2 separate regions of the Mus musculus genome follow, and region 2 is linked to region 1. Evidence: chromatin loops called from intact Hi-C (ENCODE). Cell type or tissue: heart. All regions are shown on one strand. Links, peaks and the distances in the headings refer to the core of each region. The heading gives the core; the rest is flanking DNA.

What was found. A loop is a pair of places that touch in the nucleus more often than their neighbours do. Peaks named below come from ENCODE experiments on the same cell type or tissue, not always from the same donor. Only the 100,000 strongest peaks of a DNase experiment are listed, where the experiment ranks them.
Region 2: a loop joins it to region 1, with 2.1 times the contacts of the local background. A loop is called at or near these places in 1 of 42 quality-filtered maps.

The regions. Positions count from the first base shown.
Region 1 is chr11:100,564,944-100,575,374 of GRCm38, reverse strand. Ttc25 (tetratricopeptide repeat domain 25) reads right to left here. Exons shown (of 12, transcript NM_028918.3): 10 at 8,366-8,466; 11 at 5,435-5,519; 12 at 2,809-3,935. The coding sequence ends at 3,583. It overlaps Cnp (2',3'-cyclic nucleotide 3' phosphodiesterase), which reads right to left and starts at 436. Exons shown (of 4, transcript NM_009923.2): 1 at 307-436. The coding sequence starts at 309. In heart, for the core only: a CTCF peak has its summit at 4,763 (motif pointing left); DNase peaks (open chromatin) are centred at 4,024 and 4,514; H3K4me3 peaks cover 1,686 bases; H3K27ac peaks cover 452 bases; H3K27me3 peaks cover 982 bases.
Region 2 is chr11:101,064,098-101,074,528 of GRCm38, reverse strand. Naglu (alpha-N-acetylglucosaminidase (Sanfilippo disease IIIB)) reads right to left here and starts at 4,435. Exons shown (of 6, transcript NM_013792.2): 1 at 4,028-4,435; 2 at 3,302-3,449; 3 at 2,487-2,633; 4 at 2,227-2,312; 5 at 426-682. The coding sequence starts at 4,404. In heart, for the core only: a CTCF peak has its summit at 7,282 (motif pointing right); a DNase peak (open chromatin) is centred at 7,438; H3K4me3 peaks cover 636 bases; H3K27ac peaks cover 2,127 bases.

The DNA.
Region 1 (10,431 bases), core at 2,884-6,883:
GCGGGCTCCACAACAGCCCTGCACTCTCTGGTGCTACCCAGACCCATTTGCCAGCTGGTGTCGCCAAGGAGCATCGACTTTCACTTCCCTGCGGCGATATTTCCTTCTCCAAAGACACTAAGACTCCCCCAAAATATCCCCGCTCGCGCCCCTTGCCTTAGGGCTGCCTTGGAGGACCCAGAGGCAACTTCAACTCCGGAACCTGGTGTCCTCATTTGCAAACTACTTCTGCCCATGCATCCCCAAGAATCTCGCTTTCAGTTAGCCTCTCTCCCGCCCCGGCCCCCACGCACGCGCTGCGCTCACCATGATGAGTGGGCGCACCGCCGTCACCGCCTTTGCGGGTACTATGTCTCCGGGGCCGCCCGCCTGCGTGAGGGACACGGGCGTCTCCGGGTGTCCGGGGCCCCCCCACGCAGGGTCCCTTTCATAGCCTGGGGGCGGGGCGCGCGGACAGGGCGGGGTCAGCCCGAGCCTCTGCGCACGCGCCCCCGGGGAATGGAAACCTGAGTGCCAGGAAGCAGCGGTCTGAGCCTTGGCAGAAAGTAAAAGCACACCTGGACTCTCAATGCCAAGAAAGAGTCCGCCACGCCACCTCTTTGTTCCTTAAAAGTTAAAGTTTAACTTTTTCCCTTCTCTGAGACAGGAACTCACTATGTAGCCCTGACTGTCCTGGAACTCACCATGTAGATCAGGCTGGCCTGGTACAGAGATCTGCCTGCCTCTGCCTCCCAAGTGCTTGGATTAAAGACATCACCAGGAGAGAGATGAACTCTTAAAACAGGAGGCAGTTGCCTTTCCTGGGTTCCCAGGCAGGCTGGGATGAAATGGGTGCAGTCAGATAGTTTAAAATTTTGAAACAGGCTCATAGACCTTATCACAACTGACATGTGAAGGAAGTACCATTCAGGCCACGAAACCAGGCCGATAGGCATCACCGCCTCCTAAAACAAAAACAAAGACCTAATTCATCAAAGTCCATAATTCTGGGAAAGGCCCTAAATGTCCTAACCTTGATTTTTGGCTCCTATAGTCTGCTTCTGACTTAGGTGTGTCAACACAGGATGTGGTTTTTATGATTAAAAGCCTACCCTGAGAAAAGTGCTGGGTGGTGGTGGCACACACCTTTAATCCCAGCACTTGGAAGGCAGAGGCAGGTGGATTTCTGAGTTCAAGGCCAGCCTGGTCTACAGGGTGAGTTCCAGGACAGCCAGGTCTACACAGAGAAACCCTGTCTCAGGAAAAAAAAAAAAAAAAAAAAAAAAGTCTAGTGAAGGGGCTGAGGGGCTGGCTAATAAAGACTTTCTATTGGCTTCCGCTTGGGTCTAAGCAGTCTTCTTTGCTGGATATCCCCCAAAAAAGGTTTGTTTTAAAGATGAATCTCATGTAACCCAGGCTAAGTTCAAACTCTCTATGTAACAAAGGGTGACCTTGAACTTCTTATCCTCTTGCTGGAAATTCATACATACAAGAACATGTCAGCTGTTTAAGATGCTGGGGTTCCTGCAAGCTAGGCAAGTGCATCCTAGCTTCGAGGACGTGGTGACATTGTTCACTTTCACTTTTTTCTTTAATCCCAGCACTTGGGAGGCAGAGGCAAGCAGATCTCAGTGAGTTCCAGGCCAGCCTGATCTGCAGAGTGAGTTCCAGGACAGCCAGGCCTACAGAGAGACACCCTGTCTCAACAAAACAAAACAAAACAAACGGATATATAATTATATATAATTTCTCAGGAGCAGTTGAGATATAGCTTTGTTAACATGGCCACGTTACCCTGAGTTGAACTTCTAGGCCATGAATGATAGAAAACCAACTCCCTCGACTTGTTCTTCTCTGACAGCCACAGGCAGGTAGTAGGTGTGTAGGTCCGCACACATAAATGCACACAAAAATAAATTAAAATGTACTTTTTATTTCTTTGAGAGATCTCTCTGTCCAGCTCTGGCTATCCTGGAATTCACTGTGTAGACCAGGCTGGCCTCAAACTCACAGAGATCCGGCTGCCTCTGCCTCCCTGATGCTGGGACTAACAATGTGTACCACCACTGCCTGGCTTAATAGATGAGTTTTATTTTATGTGTATTGGTGTTTCGCCTGCATATGTGTCTATGTGGGGGTTTAGAACCTTCTGGAACTAGAGTTATAGACAGGTGTGAGCTGCCATGTGGTTGCTGGGAATTGAACTCAGGTCCTCTTAAAGAGCAGCCCTTGCTCTTAGCCTCTGCGCTATCTCTCCGGCCTCATTTAAAATGTAATTTTAAAAAGACATGATTTAAAATACTTTTATCTAGGGACTGGGACTATAGCTTGGTGTTAGAAGACTTGTCTAGTAGGCACAAGTTCCTGGACTTGACCTGGGGATAAGTTTGGGGACCAAAGTCATTCTGCCTTTGAATTGCCTCTCACTTGACTGGAATCCTGGCTTCATCCAGCCTAAGTCATCTTTATCCCTGCTTCTGGACCACATGGCAAAGGCCTTGCATGATGGTTTGTATATGCTTGGCCCAGGGTGTGGCACCATTAGGAGGTGTGACTCTGTTGGAGAAAGTGTGTCACTGTGGACATGGGCTTTAAGACCCTCATTCTAGCTTCCTGGAAGTCAGTCTTCTCATAGCAGCCTTCAGATGAAGATATAGAACTCTCAGGTCCTCCAGCCTGCCTGGATTCTGCCACAATCCCACCTTAATAATAATCGTCTGAACCTGTAAACCACCATCCCCAATTAAATGTTGTCTAAGAGTTGCCTTGGTCACGGTGTCTGTTCACAGTAGTTAAAACCCTAAGATGGCCTGATCTTTTTTTTTTCCAGATTTATTTATTTATTTTATGTGTATGAGAACACTGTTGCTGTTTTCAGATCCACTAGAAGAGGGCATCAGATCCCATTACAGACAGTTGTGAGCCACCACATGGTTGCTGGGAATTGAACTCAGGACTGCTGTTAACCACTGAGCCATCTCTCCAGCCCAGGCTGATCCTTTTGAGGCCAGATGTTTATTCGCTAACTCTAGGAAGTCACAGCCTTCTCAGTGGGATTTCTGTGCTGTTCTAGAACATAATATTCCCAGGGCAGCTTAAGGCTGCACAGAGGAGGCCGCACATTCTGGGACTCTTCTCCCAGACAGTCTGCCGGTAGACACAGCTTTTACTCCAATCTACTCTGAAGGCCTACAGGCTTTATAAGATGGATGATGTCAGCAGAGCTGGGGTTTCTGTATATCTCCACCCCACTCCCAAGCCTTGTACATCCTGGGGAAACTGAGTCAACGGTTCTCGGGGCTTTCCTTTCCTGTTCTTTCAGGGTTCTGCGCTCTCAGACACTCACCTGCTTCTCCACCCACCCTGCTCATCTCTTCCATTGGTCCCTACTGAGAACGAGGGGTGGGAGGCAGCACAGTGTCACTCAAGATCTATAAAAGTTAAAGGCGCATATTTAATGGAGAAACGGGGGCGGGGGGTCTGTAGGAGTGAGTCTCCCAGTGTTTCCTCTCCAAAACACCTGGGAACACTGTCCGCCTGAACCTCGGAGCCTACTGAGCGGTCTTCATCCCTTCTCTGTTGTTAAGTAGCCTGGGCTTTAGATTATTCCTCTTTTGTCTTCTCCAACTTTTGGACCTCCCCTTTGGCTGCTTCTGCTTGTTTCTTCTCTTGTTTTTGGCTGCCGTCCTCTGAGGGTAGGTGGCTGGAGTAGTCCGAGAGCCTTCTGTAGATTTCTCTGGACTCTCTCCTAATCCCTAGGTTTGACGAGTGACCGTCTCCCAACAGTTTTTTGCTGAGTCCTCCCGAGCTTTTCCTGTCTTGCTCGTCATCCGTGGCTTCTCTCTCACTTTCCTGGTCCCTCTCCCACTGCTTCACCACCCTCTCCTGCTCCTCTCGCCCTCGCAGCGGCTCCTTCTCAGATGCTCCCTGCAAATCCATCTGTGACATGATGTCCTCTGAAAAACAGAACGGGGTGGGTGCAGGGTGAAACGCGCGGCCCATGCAAAGACCTGAGGGTGGCCTCGGTCACATGGTGTCACATGTCACACTCTTTCCAAGGGAGGGAGCCAATCATTGCTCGGGTCCCGGAGAGGCTCTGCTGTGCCATCGGGTGAGATGCCACCGCATATGTCACACCGCTGGATTACCACGCAATTGCAAGGGAGCCCGATACTGGCACAAAGGAGAACTCACCACAGTCCAAGAAAGACCGAAACCAGAATTAGAACCCTGGACGGCCTGACCCAAGAACACAGGCTTCTTTCCCTACAGGAAATGGCACTGGTGCTTTACTCTTTGCTCCATGCCCTGTGAGCAGCCACTGCTCTGGTACTGTCACACTGTATCAGACCCTCCCACAATGGTACTGTCACACTGTATCAGATCTTCCCACAACCCTGCCTCCCACTGCTGTGATGCAAAAGACATCCTTCCTTCCTGGACAAAAATGGCATAGGTGTTGACAGGGGACACGGGGTCTTTTTTTTTTTTCTCCCCCCCCACTGGCCCCATCCTGCCACCATTGTGTTTGTCCCTGGGGAGCAGTCAGTGTCCAGTTCTTTTGTAAACATGTGAGCAGGCTGTGAGTAAGAGGGGCTGCTGGAGAGCCGCCGTCTTAATGATTCTTGCTCCTTGGCTGATAAATACAGAAAAGTCACCATCGCATCCTGGGTATCCTTCATGCTCTTCTTCCTGGAAGCCGCTCATGGCGAAGTCAGTGGAAAAGGGGCTCAGCCATCCCAAGGTAAAAAGATAGACAACAGTGCCCTCTTCTGTTCAGAGAAGGAAGTGCCCCCATGAGAAGGCATGAGGTCTTTCCTCTGCCTGTGGCTGGCCCAGAGGAGAAGTTGCTTTTCTGCCCACCCCCCACTCCCCAGCCCCTATCCATCACTCCAGTGGCTTTTTAACTGCTCCATGCAATCTCCAAACAGAGGACTGACCTCTCTTTGAGGGAATCAGCTACCACGAGGCAGGCACTGGAGAGATGGTGCAATGGATGGATGACCCTGAGTCCTGAGCCCTGAGAACTGGAGGCAAACACCTGTAAACCCAGGACTTGGTGGGGAGAGACTAGAGGAACGTCAGGAAGTGATGGCCATTCCCTGCTACAGAGTAATGGTCCTGTGGGCTGTGGGCCCTGCAGAGAAGAGTCCCTGGTCTGTCTGAGAATCTAACACCTACCTGGCACACTGCAAGTGATAAAAATGGTAAATACCCCACGAATAACCTGAAGACAGAATGGAAGAAGGAAGAACGAAGTTACAGGGCAGCTGGGCTGGGGGCAAAGCCAGGCCATCCCCGTCCTGATCCAGGAAGAGATTCAGCTGCTGTTGGCAACTGCGTGAGTGAGCATACTCAGAGGGCAATGCCAACCTGGCCTTGGGAGTGACTGGTGAGTGAGGCAGGATAACTGGCAGAGAAGGGTGGGGGAGGGACGGAAGGGGTAGTGACTCACGTCTCTCTGCCTTTTCCCTGAGTATCTCCCTGTAGTTCGTTTTCTTAAGTTCTTCGATGATGCCCTTGTTGGCATCGTCCAAGGCCTGTGGAAGTCAGAGGAGCTGGTGAACACTTTCTTTTTTTTTTTTTTTTTGGAGACAGGCTATTGCTCTCTATCCCAGGCTGGCCTCAAATTCCTGCCTCTACTTGCTACATGCTGGGATTACATGCGCCACCTGGTTGCTTTTTGTTTTGAAACAGGGTCTCTTGGGCTGGGGAGATGAGTCAGCAGTTAAGAGCACTGACTGCTCTTCTGAAGATCCTGAGTTCAAATCCTAGCAACCACATGGTGGCTCACAACCACCCATAATGAGATCTGACGCCCTCTTCTGGTGTGTCTGAAGACAGCTACCGTGTATTTATGTATAGTAATAAATAAATCTTTTTTTTTTTTAAATTGAAACAGGGACTCATTAAGTATGTCGGTCCGAGCTGCAGCTTCTGCCTCTGATGGGATTATAAGCATGTCCCCACACCCTGCTTTCTGTGAGGTCTTGAAGAGCCTCCATCTTTGTCAGTCATCTCAGAGGCTGGCACTGAGCTCTAGGATACTGAGGCTTTAGGATATGTGTAACTGGATGCCTGGTGGACAACATGGTTCTGGGGCCTGCCCAGTTGGGTTTCATATCTAGAAATGGTAACGCAAGAGGCAGGGGTAGGTGGAGGGGTCTCAGACCTGGTCCCACAAGGAGCCACGGAGGATCAATTAATGAAGTCAATGCCCAGCCTTCAGGGTAACCTCAGCGCTGCCTCTCGGAGAGCCCCAAGCCCTGCCTCCCAGGAGACCAGGGCTCTCGCTCCCACTCTCCTTGGTCACAGACAAGGGCTTATGCTTTTGCCTTGGTTTTTGTGCGGACACTAAACTTCACATGGGGCCAGGATCACAGCCAGACAGGCATGGGCTCAGCCCACCTTACCACAATAACTGCAAGGTAAATACTTGTGCTCTCCATGGGTGGTCATGTGGGAGAGGATCAAGTCAGAGGGGCCACAAGCGAGACTCGTGGAGCACACACGTGGCAGGGCTGGAGTGAAGGTGGGCATTCTGAGGTGTGTGTCACGGGGACTGTCCCTCAACGAGAACTGGGCAGCGATATGTCAGGCCTAAGCTACCCTGAGAAATACAGAAGAAGCAGGGGTGTTCACTGGGGGTCTCTTGGGAGGGATTTTTCTACTGCGATATGAAAGTATTGGCCTCACCACATCATAAACTTTCCTCCCAAAAGGTCTCTTCTCTGGCACCCCCTGTCCCTCCAGCACAGCTCTCTGCCCCCACCCTGTGCCCCGCTATTCCAGACCAATCCTGCTTGTCCTCCAAAGCTCAGCCTGAGGCCTATCTCCTATTGGGTGCATCCTCGGGGTGTCACTGACAAGGTGACCTGCTCCTTTCTCAAGCTCCTGCTGCTACCCGTGTCTCCAGTCTGGCCCCCTTGGCCATGCCAGTGCTGCTGAGTTGTGTGCTCTGGCCTCTCAGCAGGGGCCTGCTTCAGAGGAGAGGCACCCCCATCAAAACCCACTCTAGCAGATGATTATACTGGGGGGATGCCTGTACCTGTGTGCCTCCAGAACTTCCCTGTGAAAAGCGCCTGAGGAACCTGGTGGTCAAGAAGAGGTAGGTGGGGGACCCCTGAAGAGGGCTTTATGGGACTTGGCTGAGGTCCACCTGGAACAGTATCTTTGGGAGGAGACAGGTGGGGGCGGGGCTGGACAAGCCTGAGCTACCTCCTGGCTTTGCCTCACTCAACTTGTGGACTCTGCCCCCTGGCACTTCTAGTCTAGGCTGGCACTGCCCACCAGGAATGCCTGCAATAGTGGGACTACTCTCCATCTGTACCATGCGGTCCCACCAGCTACGCGTGGCTGCCGGGCACTTGAAATATGGCTAATGAGTAAGAAACCGAACTCTGCAGCTGCTTCCTGGGCGGGGCTGGGTGACTGAAAACTGAGGGGGTCATGGAAGGTCCCCTGGGAGAGGATCTCGAAGCTAACACTTAGGAGTTAGCCGAGAGCTTCCTGGAAGGGGAAGGGTCAAACCTAGGAGGACTTAGAAAATTCTAGACAGGGGGCTGGTGAGATGGCTCAGTGGGTAAAAGCACCCGACTGCTCTTCCGAAGGTCCGAAGTTCAAATCCCAGCAACCACATGGTGGCTCACAACCACCCATAATGAGATCTGATGCCCTCTTCTGGTGTGTCTGAAGACAACTACAGTGTACTTACATATAATAAATAAATAAATCTTTAAAAAAAAAAAAAGAAAATTCTAGACAGAGATTAAAGTGCTTGTTCATGGGCACAAGACAGTCTGTTAGGGGAAGGGTAGAAGGCTAGAAACTGAAAGGGGGACCTGGGCAGCTGACACACACACACACACACACACACACACACACACGGAAAATAGAAAAAGAAGGAAGAGGAAATGTCAATCCACATTAAACGAAGGAAACCGGAAAGCCACGTGTAGTGTGATGGCCCACACCTAGTGTCTTACAGTCTCAGCGGCTTTGGAGCCTAAGGCAGGAGGACCATTGGAGTCTAGGAGGTTGAGGTTAACCTGGGCAATGGAAAGAGGTCCTCATATCTAATGAATTAGTTAATGGATAATTACATTATTAATACATAAATAAGACAGTAGGAAGTGTCACAGTGCATAGTAAATGGAAGAGGTGACTGTTTAGTAAAAGTTTCGATTCTTTTGTTTGTTTCAAATCAAACCACTACTCGGATCGGCTGCCGGACAGGTGGTCAGCAGTGGCAAAGGTCAAAGCCAGCGCCCTGCCGGCCTGTGTCCTGTGAAGGATGGGCGATAAGCAGCTGGGGAAAGGCTAAGGGGGCCGAGAGCCGGGCCACCCACTCCACCCCTCCCCAGCCCAGCGGCTGACAGATGCTCACGCTGATGATGGCCTGCTGCGCCTCGTTGTTGTGGACCAGCTTGGCTCTCTCCAGGGCCTTCTCAAAGTTATTCACAGCTGACTCGAAGTCTCTCAGCTTCACTGGGAGGCGGGCGGGGAAGAAGGCAGAGAACAAACTGAGACAGTCTGTAACGCTGACAGAGCCCCTGGTCGGCCAGGACCTGTGTCCACTGAGATCAGCTCCAGATGACCCCCGAGGAGCCCTGCCCCATCTTTGGTCTGTGCAGCACTGAGGACTGGGACACAGGGACCGGCACTGTAGCTCCCAGGCCCTCAGTGAGGGGACCGATTTTAGAACAGGAACGGTGCACACGATGTGTGCCTCCAGGGTGGGGACTATAACCCCATCTGGAAACGGTTCCTGGAGATGCAATCCATACTTTCAGGTAGCTTTCAGAAAACACTCTGTAGAGTGGGGGACATGCTCAGTTGGTAGAGGCTATGATGAGTGAAGCATGAAGCCCTGGATTTGACTCCAAGAACTACAGAAACTGGGAGAGGAGATGCGCCTGTAACCCCAGCACTTGGGAGGTACAGACAGGGAAGGGTAAGGTCCTTATTGGCTATGTGTCAAGTTCAAGACCAGCGTGAGACTCATAAGGCCTGTCTCCTTTTCCTTTTCCTTTTTTTAATTTATTTATTATATATAAATTCACTGTAGCTGTCTTCAGACACACCAGAAGAGGGCATCAGATCTCATTACAGATGGTTGTGAGCCACCATGTGGTTGCTGGGGATCTAACTCAGGGCCTCTGGAAGAGCAGTCAGTGCTCTTAACTGCTGAGCCATTTCTCCAGCCCCCCCCCCCGCCCTTTTTTAAAATACAAACAAAACAAAATGGGGGAGAGCCAGATGGTGGTGACATATCTCTTTGGTTTTGTTTTGTTTTGTTTTGTTGTCTTTGTTGTTTTGTTTTGTTTTGTTTTGTTTTGAGACAGGGTTTCTCTGTATAGCCCTGGCTGTCCTGGAACTCACTCTGTAGACCAGGCTGGCCTCGAACTCAGAGATCTGCCTGCCTCTGCCTCCCGAGTGCTGGGATTAAAGGCGTGCGCCACCATGCCCGGTAAGTGGAGCTCTTTTAAGGCCACTGATCTTTCACTCTGTCACTCCGCAAATTGGTCCAGGCTCAGCTCCAGCACTTAGCAGGCTGGGTGAGCTCTGCTGAGCCACTTGGTCTCCGTCCCATCAGAGAAGGGGAATGGAGATTCCAGCAGCTGTCTGTGGCACACAGCCATATCTCCATGTTTCCCGGCTCTCAGGTGGGATGCTGCTGATGGCGATGATGGTGATAATGGTGGTGATGGTGATGATGGTGGTGATGGTGATGATGGTGGTGATGGTGATGATGGTGATGATGGTGATGATGATTAGCATATGTTGTGTGCATGTGTGTGCAGGTGCAGGTGCAGGCACCTATGCACACATGCAGAGACCAGAGGAAGAAGATGCATAGTGACTTCCTCTCGAGATCTTTCTATTTCTGCTAGGTTGGCTGGTGAATGATCTCCTGGAATCTCAGTGTTCCAGCTACTGGCTTCAACTCTCCTGGCTTTAGCACTGGTACTGGGGATTTGAACTCAGGTCCTCATGCTTCCGTAGCAAATGTTTCTGCCCATTGAGCCACCTCTTTATCTCACTAGTTTGCTTTCTTTTGCTGGGTCTTTTCCCCACTTTTTGAGACAGGGTCTCTCTGTATAACCCCGGCTGTCCTGGAACAGCCTTTAGACCAGGCTGGCCTCGAACTCAGAGACATCCATTTGCCTCACTGAGATTAAAGAGATGTGTCGCCGGGCATGGTGGTGCACACCTTTAATCCCAGCACTTGGGAAGCAGAGGCAGGCGGATTTCTGAGTTCGAGGCCAGCGTGGTCTACAAAGGGCTGTCTCAACCACCCCCCACCCTCCACCCCCAAAAAAGAGCTCCACTTGGTGCCTGGAGTTACGGCTCGGCAGAGATGCACACTGCCAGAGGAAACCAAATAAGCACCTTTTTTTTTTTTTTTTTTTTTTTTTTTTTTACCCAGTTCTAAATCCCAGAAGCAAAAAT
Region 2 (10,431 bases), core at 5,325-9,324, 500 kb before region 1:
CATGGATCAAGCTCAAGCCATCTCCTTGCTGACACCACCCCCTTTTGAAGTAGCCTAGGCTCTCAAGTAGCCCAGGCTGGCTTTGAACTCCTGATCCTCCTGCCTCTACCTCTCAAGCACCGGTGTTATAGGCATATGCCACCATGCCTGGCTTAAAATCTTTTCGATTAGGTTGTACTCAATGACTTTTTTTTTTTTTTTAAAAAACAGGGCTAGGCATCCATGAGCAAGCCACTGGGAGGGAAAGAATATGCCCAAGGTCATAGGTCACTGGGCACTCGGCGCCCAGTGGGGCTAAGTGGGATGGCATATGTGCACAAAGGCTTGCTGGGCAGAAAAGCATGGTATCACCCGGATACAGGTCCTCCTCCCATCCAGCCTCCCTCCCTGATGTTCTAGGGGGGTTCCTATCCCAAGCACCGTACCAGTGACCATGGCTTCATAGACGGCTGCAGTGGTAGCGGCGAGGTAGGAGGGGTCAGAGAAGGGAGGCTGCATCTCATTGAAGGTGTCAGCCCCATAGATATGATCTGTGCCAAACTCCTTGGTCAGCTCCCGTAGGAAGAGGTTCCCGATGAGGGGAAACATGGGGTCTCCTGGAGCCAGAAGGAAGGAGCAGCTGTAGGAGCAGTTGAAATGTCCCCAGCTCCCCAACTTGATGACATTGACCTGTGGAAACACCCTGGGGGTGGGGTGGGGGGAAGGTTTAGAGTTGATAGAGGCTGATACGGTGCTTGTCTTGGCTTTACACCCCTCACCAGTCTCACGTCTGTGGCTTCCTGGACTGTGCCTGGGTTCCTCTCGCCCCCATGCTTACTCATGCTCTGTCCCCTGCCTGGTATCCTTCCCTCCACCCCTAAGGCTTATCCACCTGGTCCTTCCTCACTGTCCCTGAGAGTCACCTGTCTAAAAAGGTTCTGCTATCTCCCTCTGCCAATGATCTCTTGTTAGGGACAGAGCCACGGGCACACATGAGCATCCTCAGGACCTAACACAGGACCGGATCTGACATCTGTAGACACCTGGGTAAAGGTGCACTGAATGAAAAGAATGAAGTTTCCACAGCTTGGTGAGCAAGATGGAGGGGCAGCCGGCAACCAGCACCACACGCCGTGACAGTGGTGGGAGCCAGGTCCTAACTGGCTTGGTGATAAGGGTCCTTGCAGGTGCTGGATGACAGAACTTCATGAAGGAGGAGGAGCCTCATCCAGACCTTGAAGGTCTCTCCAGCCACAGAAGAGAAGACAGTTCAAACACGAGCGCAGAGACCAGCACACTCCCTAGGCCACCAAGAGCAGCTACTCACTAACATTGTGTGCCTGGCAGCACTCAGGACAGCAGGTAAAGGAGCCATCTTGTTACTTAGTAATTTTCCATTCCTTTTCTTTAAATATTCCCTAATTAAATAATTAAGTTATGTACTTATACATAACATATATAAATTATTCACACATACACATATTAAAGTTAGGGACTGAAGAGAGAGTTCAGCAGTTAAGAGCACTGGCTGCTCTTCCAGAGGACCCAGGTTTGATTCCCAGCAACCACATGGTAGTTCACAGCCATCTCTCACTCCAGCATCAGGGCATCCCGTGCCCTCTTCTGTTCTCCGAGAGCACCAGGCACAAATATGGTACACAGACCTATATGCACAGGCAAAACACTCACACACATAAAATAAATGAAAACCTTTAAAAATTTGTTGAGTTGTCTAAATTTGATGTTAACAATGTAGGAATCCTGGGAATACTTTAGATTGATTTATTGTTATTTTCTGGGTATGAATGCTTGCCTGCATTTATGTCTGTGCACCGTATGCATGATGTGTGCTAGGAAGGCGATCAGCTCCTCAGGATTTGGGAACTACCACGTGGGTGCTGGGAACTGAACCATGGTCCTTTGCAAGAGCAGCAGGTGCTAAGAGCCGAGGCATCTCTTCAGCAGGCCCCCGCCCCATGGGTGGGTTTCTCTATGTAGCTCAGGTTGGCCTGGAACTGGTAGTGTTCCTGCCCCAGGCTCCTAAGTACCAGGCTCAGAAGAGTATGCCATCATACCCAGCAATGATTCTATTTGACAAGCAAGGAAACCGAGTCAGAGTCATCCAGCAATCTGCAGTGGCTGACAGCAGAGGCAGGAGTCAAGCCGAGCCAATATCCGGAGTTTCAGCATTTCCTTCTGCAGGGCGACCCTTTTCCCTTAGAGCTGAGCAGGGAGGGAGGACCTCACCTGGTGATGGCCTTGGGGACATGCCCTGCGAAGGCAGGCAGCACTGGGATCATGCCAAAGGAGCGCATCCGGTCCAGGATTCGATGCTGGGAGGGATAGAGGTCAATGTGACAGGACCTCTGCTGGGGGGTGTCCCTTGCTCCCTCAGGAAGGGAACACAGATCTATAGATCAGGCAAGAGCCCCGAGGCTAGCTAAGCACCCATCCCTGGCTCTGTGAACACTCAGCCCCCATTCCACCATTCCTTAGCCACTCTTTACCTGCAGGTAGACTTGACTGAGGTGCCAGGAACGGGGCAGGGGGCCATCCCAGGTGTGCAAGTTACCCATGCGTCCCCAGGCCAGGAAGGCAGGACCGGTGAAGTACGTATCGATCTCTGACTGGGTCAGGCCCAAGGCCAGGTATACCTGTGGAGCAGGAAGAGCCCCTACCTATAAACCACGTCATTGGACAAGTTCTTGCTCACCACCTCTCTGAGCTGGGGACTACTGCTACTAAGACAGATCTGGACCTCAGCCTACAGGGAGCTCACGGTCCAGGAAACAGCTCCATGTCTGTGGGATGGGTGACTCTCTGGGACACAAAGAGGCTTCCCTCAAACCACGGAGAGTCTCTGGCTCCCCCCCCCCCCCCCCCCCCCCCGTCATCCTTACTTAAGCTAGGGTCATCCGGGAAGAAGCAGCCTCCATTGACAAAATACCCCCATCCGATTGGCTTGAAGGCAATCCTGTGGGGGCACTTTCTTGACTGGTGACTGATATGGAAGGGCTCAGCCTATTGGGGGCTGTGCCATCCCTGAGCAGGTGGTTCTGGGTATATAAGAAAGACTGACCAAGTCAGGAAGCAAGCAGTGTTGCTCCAAAGTCTCTGCTTCAGTTCCTGCCTCCAGGTACCTGCCCTGATTGAGTTCCTGCCTTGGAACTCAATCTTGAATCTTCCTGCCTCTACCTGAGTCCTGGGATTACAGACATATACTGCCAGATACTTTGTCCCACCCTGGAAGGCCTCGGTTTCCCAGGGGCAGGGGTGTATGTAAGGCAGGCAGGAGAGTGTGAGGGGCCAGGTTGGCACAAACCCTTTGCCAGATGGCCTCCTGGCCATTCCAAGCCAGAGCCAGGTTGATGCCATTCAGTGCCATCCAGTCAATCTCTTGCTCCCAACGGGCCCAGTCCCACCACACGAAGGAGTAGCTGTGCGTGCACACATTCTGGTAATAGCGGTACCTGCGGGTAGGGGCACATTATTGGGGACATATGGGATGCCTCACTCACCCCTCTGGAACACTTCAGAGGCAGCCAGAGGCAGCTACTAACCCCAACACAGTACGCATACAGGACAGTGGGCAAAGGTTTCAATGTGCCTCCTCTCCTGCTCATTCCAAATCCACCTCGGGTGAAGCTGGAACTTCCCGCAGACCTCCCTAGCTAGTAGCTATTGTGAATACATAACTTCATTTTTATTCAACATGCCCAGAGCTCCTGCTGTGCATCCTGTGGTGTCTTAGGGTGTCAGTGCCATAAGGCAAAATTGGTCTCTCTCATGAAGAGGGCTCACAGTTCCTATAGTTTGTCATTATTTCCAGCAGTGGGGGCTGGGAAGCTAAATGATTTGGCTCAAGAATATACAGCTAGAGGGGAGCCAAGATTTGAAGGCACAGATCCCCGAGCCAGCACTTCCTTCTCAGTCTCCAGGCGAGTCTGTAGCTGCAGCCCCGACTTAGGTGTGCTGGTCCTCACCAACGGTGGCTGTCCCGAGGCTGCAGGCAGCTGCCCCAGCCGTCTGGGACCCACAGCATCAATACCTGTTGGGCGTGGTTTCGGTCAGCCCGTCGGGCACAGCGGGCAGCGGCCACGGCAGGTGCAGCTGAGCGCTGGACCAGGCCACCTGACAGCCACAGAAGTCACGCAGGTAGCGGTGCAGCCCCGCGGCTGCCGCCACGCCCGTGGAGCCGCGCACAAGCACTGGCACCCCGCCGCCGCCGCTCAGGCTGTAGGTGTCCAGGCCCGACTCGTCCGCCAGCGCGCGCTCCACGGACACCAAGAAATTGGCCGCCGGCCCGGGTCCCAGTAGCCGGACCACCAGTTCCCGCACGGCCTTTGCCTCCCGAGCCTCATCACCCACAGAGCCCCCAGCCAGGAGTAGGAACCCCAGAATCACGGCCAGCCCCGCGGCTTCCATGATGCCAACCGCGCGGCCGCTGCCCCCTCACAACCAATACCAAGCTCCGGGCCCGCGGGGCAGGGCTGCCAGCATCCAATCGGCTGCCGACCTCGGGCCACGTGACCTGAAGGTTGGCTCCTGCTACCCGCCCGGAGAACCTGGTTTCCGGACTCAGACACTGGTCAGGGTCTGCTGACCGCGCTCGTGGCTGGAGGGTGCGTGACCCTATGAAACATCCTCGGCCCGATGAGACGCTGCGCATGCCCAAGCCCTTTCAGATTCGGCCCTCTTTCTTCCGCAAGTCACTTCCCTTCCAAATATCTAGCCACTCTTTTAAGCGACGAGAATTGAAGCCAGCCAAGACTTGGCTCTACCACTAAGCTATATTCTAACCCCTCATCTAATAAATGTGTATTTGGATTTTATTTCGTATCAGACTGTTGTTTATATTAGAGAAGTCTCAGTTGTCATTTCTGGCTAAAGATCTGGAAACCAAATAAGGATTTCTCTGGGTGAGAAGATAGCTCAGTGGATAAAGCGCTTGCACCTGAGGACATTCATTTGAATTGGCAGAATCCACATAAAGCTGTCCCAGCATTGGGAGGCTGCAATCCCAGTGCTCCCGGGAGATGAGCGCTGGAGACAGCTGCCCTGATGTATAAAGTGACAGATGGGGAAGAGACCTTATCTTAAGGTAGAAGGTAACACCCGAGATTGTCCTCTATTGACAGCAAAACCCACAACTCTCGCTTCAAAAGGACTGAGAGCTTATTCTGAAGCCCAATATGAATGACCATGGCCCTGGAACAGTTTTAGGTCAACCCAGTTTCCATGTTCCAATGTGGAAATAATTTGAAGTTTTTATAGTAATGGAGCACATATCAAAACACTTTTTTGAATAGATTGGTGGAGACATCAGAAGTGGGTTATAGTGAATCTGGGAATCAGTTGCAGGCTTCAGATAACATTCTTAGCTTCCAGGATGCTGGAAGCTGGTGGTCTGTTAAATTAATGCATTTCAAAGGAAAACTCGTGTTCAGTACGTTCAAAAAAAAAAAAAAAAAAAAAAGACTTACCCATTGTCATAAAGCTGTTAGAAGTTACCTGGTGCGTTTCCTTCTATGAAGTGATGACAAATGATAACCAACAAAGAATGGCAAGGTGAACCAACACCATCTGGCAGTGTCTACTGTCCCTTGGGCTATATTTATGTCTTTTTAAAAGAAACATCATGTGTTTTCTCAAGTATATGCTCTGGTAAAACATCATATCCACCCCCCCCCCTTTTAGGCTGTCTCTAGAAGAACATCATGTGTCTATTCTTAGCAAATCATCTTTTCATGGGTCTGCTTTAGCCAAAACATCTCTCATAAGACAGTTTTTAGAAAAACATTACATGACACAAAGGAGTCTTCAAAGAAACCAGAAATTTTGACTTCAGACCAAACTATAGACAAATCGATGTTCCTTTACCAATTCATTTTCTAATTTCTTCTTGTTGTTTTGAGACAAAATCTCATTCTATAGACTGGGTTGACCTCGAAGCCAAAGTAAACTTCCTGCCCCAGAATCTCAAATTCCTGTGATTATAGGTACACCTATTTTTTTTTCTTAGAACAGGGGAATTGTGGTAGCTTTATGGACTTGTGTGCTGACAGTAGTTTGAGCCAAGGAGTTTAAGACCAGTATGAACAAGAGCAAACCTCAAAAAAATGGTGGTGGTGGTGGGGGCAGAGTGAGATGGCTCAGCAGACAAATGCACTTGCCACAAAACCTGACAACCCGAATTTAGTCCCTGGGACCCAGGGGAAGGAAGAGGAGGAAGGAAAATGATCCTTAGAAGTTGTCCTCTGACCTCCACATACCAGTCACGGCATGTGCACAGGTGCACTAGAGTGGGGTACTAATGAACGAATTAACTAACTAACTGTCTATGGGTGTGTTGTCCCCGTATATATATGTCTATATACCACAAATGACTGCAAGGCCAGAAAAGGGCTACAGATCCTCTGGGACCTGAATTACAGAGGCTTGTGAGGCACCATGTGGGTGCCAGGAATAGATTCCAGGTTCTCTGGAAGATGAGCAGCCAGTGCTCTTAAATATTAAACCATCTCTTCTTTAGTCACTCCACTCCCACACCATTTTTTTTTTTTGAGACAAGGTGTCACCAAGCAGCTCTGGGTACCACTGTGTACAGGCTGGCTTTGATTCCACAGAGCTCTGCTTCCCAAGTGTTGAGATTGAGAGCATGTGTCACTAGCTGGGCAGCAATGGTGGTCGCCCTTAATACCAGCACTCAAGAGGCAGAGACAGGCGGATCTCTGAGATCCAGGCCAGCCAGAGCAAGTTCCAGGACAGCAAGGAGTACCCAGTGAAACCCTGTCTCGAAAAACAAAATAAAAACCAAAAACCAAAAAGTGTGCCATGGGGTTTTGTTGCTGTTGGTTTTGCCCCTGTTTGTTTCTTCTTTTCTTTTCTTTCTTTTTTTTTTTCTTTTTCCTTTTTTGATTTCATTAAATAGACCTGCTTGCCTGGAAGTTTCTATGTAGATGAAGTTGACCTCAAATTTGCTAGTTCTCTTGCCACTGCTTCCTGGGTGCTGGCACAGATACAACTCACTTTCACCATCTGCCTTGAGTACCTTTTGAGCCTTCTAGTGTGTGACAGCTGTTACCACTCTTTCACTAATGTGTGAAGTAAGCTGGCTGGGTCTCAGTTTGTTCTCCAGCTCTGGTTTGTTGTTGTTGTTTGGTTTTTGTCTCTGACCATCCTGTCCCTCTGCCTTTGCACTCCAGAACAATCCCAGAATTCTTTCTGCCCTGCCCTGAAAAGCCTGCTACAACCTTAATTAACCATTTGGTGTGAAGAATGAGACATTCTTTCCCTGTGTGGCCACCAGGGGGCAGCCTACACCCAGCACATGATTTGGGCAGGCTGAGCGCTGCCCCTGCAGGTGGGTCATTGCTTCCAGGAGACCTGCGGCTGCCATCTCTAAAGCTTGTTCCAGGATCTCAGGATGGCGTCTGGAAATTGTAGAGGAAAAAGAACACGCCCCTTAGAAACAGGCCCAACGGAGCCTGCTCCTCACCCCTAACTTTCCACACATTCCAGCCCAGGCCATCCCATCTTCAGCGGGCTGGAGGAAACCGGAAGCTTCGGGATTCTGAGAACTCAGCCTCGCTAAGGACTCTGCTCTCCCCCGACTCTGATCAGCCCCACTGAGGAGCCATTTCTTTCCGAGGAAGTCTTAGTCCTCTCCCTTTACTTCCATGATTCAGATTCTATACTGTGGTGGTTTGAATGAGAAATGGCCCCCATAGGTTCATGTATTACAACGCCTGGTCCCGGATTAGTGTTATTGTTTAGGGGAGATAATAGGACGGTTAGGTCGGTCCTTTCTCAACCTGTGGGTCGCGACCCCTTGGGGTTGTCAAGTGATTCTTTCACAGGGGTCACCTAAGACCACTGGGAAACACAGATATTTATATTACAAACCATAACAATAGCAAAATGACAGTTATGGAGCAATAAAACTATGGTGGTGGTGGTCACCACAACATGACGTTGCAGTTGACAGCCCCTGCCAGGAGGTTGATGAGAGTATATTACCGTCTCACTCCACTTTAGTTTGCCCTCTTTGCTTCCAGGTTATGGTCAAACATAGGTTCTGGCTGCCTGCTGCCTCGCCTCCACCATTATAGACCCTCCCTTGGGAATGTAGCCAGAGCAAACTTTTCTGTACGTTGATTTTAGCCAGGGTGGGTATACAGCAGCAGAGAGGTAACTAAGACTTAAACTAACAAGTCTTCCAGGTGTATACTTTAGCCAGGCATGGTGGGGCATGCCTATACATCATAGTGAGCTCAGAGCTAACCAGGGATTCTAGAAAACCCTGTCTCAAGCGTGCCAGAGAGGGAGGCTCAAATAAGGCAGAGAGCAACAGAGGAAGAGATCCAGTTTTGATCTCTGGACTCAGTGTGTACCCACGCTCTCACGTGAACACATTACCCCCTCCCCCATGGGGTGGGGGATAAAGGCACATGCCACCGCCATCCTGATATATCTTCCTCTCTCCTTTTCTCCACATTCTCTCTCTCTCTCTCTCTCTCTCTCTCTCTCTCTCTCTCCCTCTCTCTCTCTCTCTCCCTCTCCTTTTTCTTCATTTTCCAGTCCTGCAGGGTTGAAACAGACAGGGTTTCTTTGTGTAGCCCTGGCTGTCCTGGAACTGGCTCTGTAGATTAGGCTGGCCTCGAACTCACAAAGACCTAGATCTGCCTACTTCTGTCTCCTGAGTGCTGGCACTAAAGGCCGTGCCTGCCTCTGTTTTCCTTTTTAAAAAGAGCATATTGAAAGAAAAATTCAGAGAGAGCTCTAGGCTTTATTCTAAATTTTAACATTTTGATTATCATCATTGTGTATGATGGGGTGTGGGGTGGGTGGTGGAGGTCAGAAGCAACTCTGTGGAGTTAATCCTCTCCTTTCAACTTTACTTGGGTCTGGGACTCTCACAGGTCATTAGGCTTGTGTGGCAAGTACTTTTACCTGCTAAGCCATCGTGCCACATTAAAAAAAAAATTTTTTTTTGTGACCATGTCTCATGTAGCCCAAGTTGACTTCAAACTCACTGTGCCATCAAGGGTGAGGATGGCCTTCAATGCTATTCCTTCAGGCCTCAACCCCAAGTTCCGGGAACTACAGGCATGGGGTATGGGGGGCACCCCTTTTCTTTTTTAAAGAAAGGGAAGGAAAGCAACCTTCTACCTTTACACAGAGCCCATCTTCTGTGGGGAGGGGTGTGTGAGCCGGAGGAGCAGTGAGCAGGTCCTACAGCGGCGTCCCCTTTGCCCAGACACACATTCCTTGGAGATGGCTGGGTATCTTGGATCCTTCGCCAATCCCCAGTCTTTGGAGGCCTTTCACCCTTTCCTTGAATGGCACAGCTCAGACCGCCTGGGTATCTGCCTGTGACCTTTTCTCTATCTTTCTCTATCTCCAGGCGCTTCGGTTCTGACCTTCAATCACAAAAGCTTACCAAAACTTTGAAGGCCAACATCTGCGTTTTTTATCTTGTTGCTCACATGTGAGACTCATTGCCTAGCTTGAAGGCCTCTTAAGTTTTATAGCGTTAACTCTTCCATTTAAGTCCATGATCCACTTTTAATTTTTTTATTAATTTAATTTTATTAAGTTTATTTTCATTTCTTTATCTGTGGCTGATAAGACATGACGTAGTTATACAGCATGGGCTGGCTTTAAACTCAGGAGCCTTCTGTTCCAGGCCCTTGAGTCTTGGGCTCCCAGGCCCAGGCCCGGTGTTTGAGTTTATTTTCGTTATGGTTAGGGAGCAATCCAAATGTGTTTTCCCTGCAGGTGAACACTCAGTTGTATTAGCCCCAGTTACTGAAAACAAAGGGGTTTTTGTTGTGTTGTTTTGGAAACCAGGTCTCATGTAGTTCAGGCTGGCCTTGAACTCCCAATCCTGTATCCACCCCCAGAGGGCCGGGACTGCAGATATATAGTGTCAGGCTCTGTTCTCTCTGCGGAGAATTACCTTGGCCTCTTTGTCTAATCTTGGCTGACTGTAAATTAGCATTTGATCCTGGATTCTTGACTCTGCCATTCTAGTTAGTCCTCCCTGTGAGCAAGAGGATCAGGGTTTTCTTTGGGGCTTTCATTTAAAGATGGAGTCGGGGAGCACTGCTCCAGGGGAGGTGACCTGCTGGTTGGGAGAGAGGGGTATAGACTAGGGTGGACTAAGAAGATGGAATGAACAGGATGTCCCAGCTCTTCTCCCTGTTCTTATGAGAAGCAGGTGTTACATTCCTGTGCCATAAACCAGCCCTGTGTGTGTGTGTGTGTGTGTGTGTGTGTAGGGGGCAGGGCAGAGAAAGAATGTGTATGTCTCAGAGACGGGAAGTGGCCTCCCCACCCAGCCTTCTCCCCGCATAGTCTACCGGTTCTCTGGCCCTTAGCTTGCCTACTTCAGCATGTCACATTCTCCAGCTGCCCTGAGGAGCCTGCCAAGCCTCCACTTATACCGAG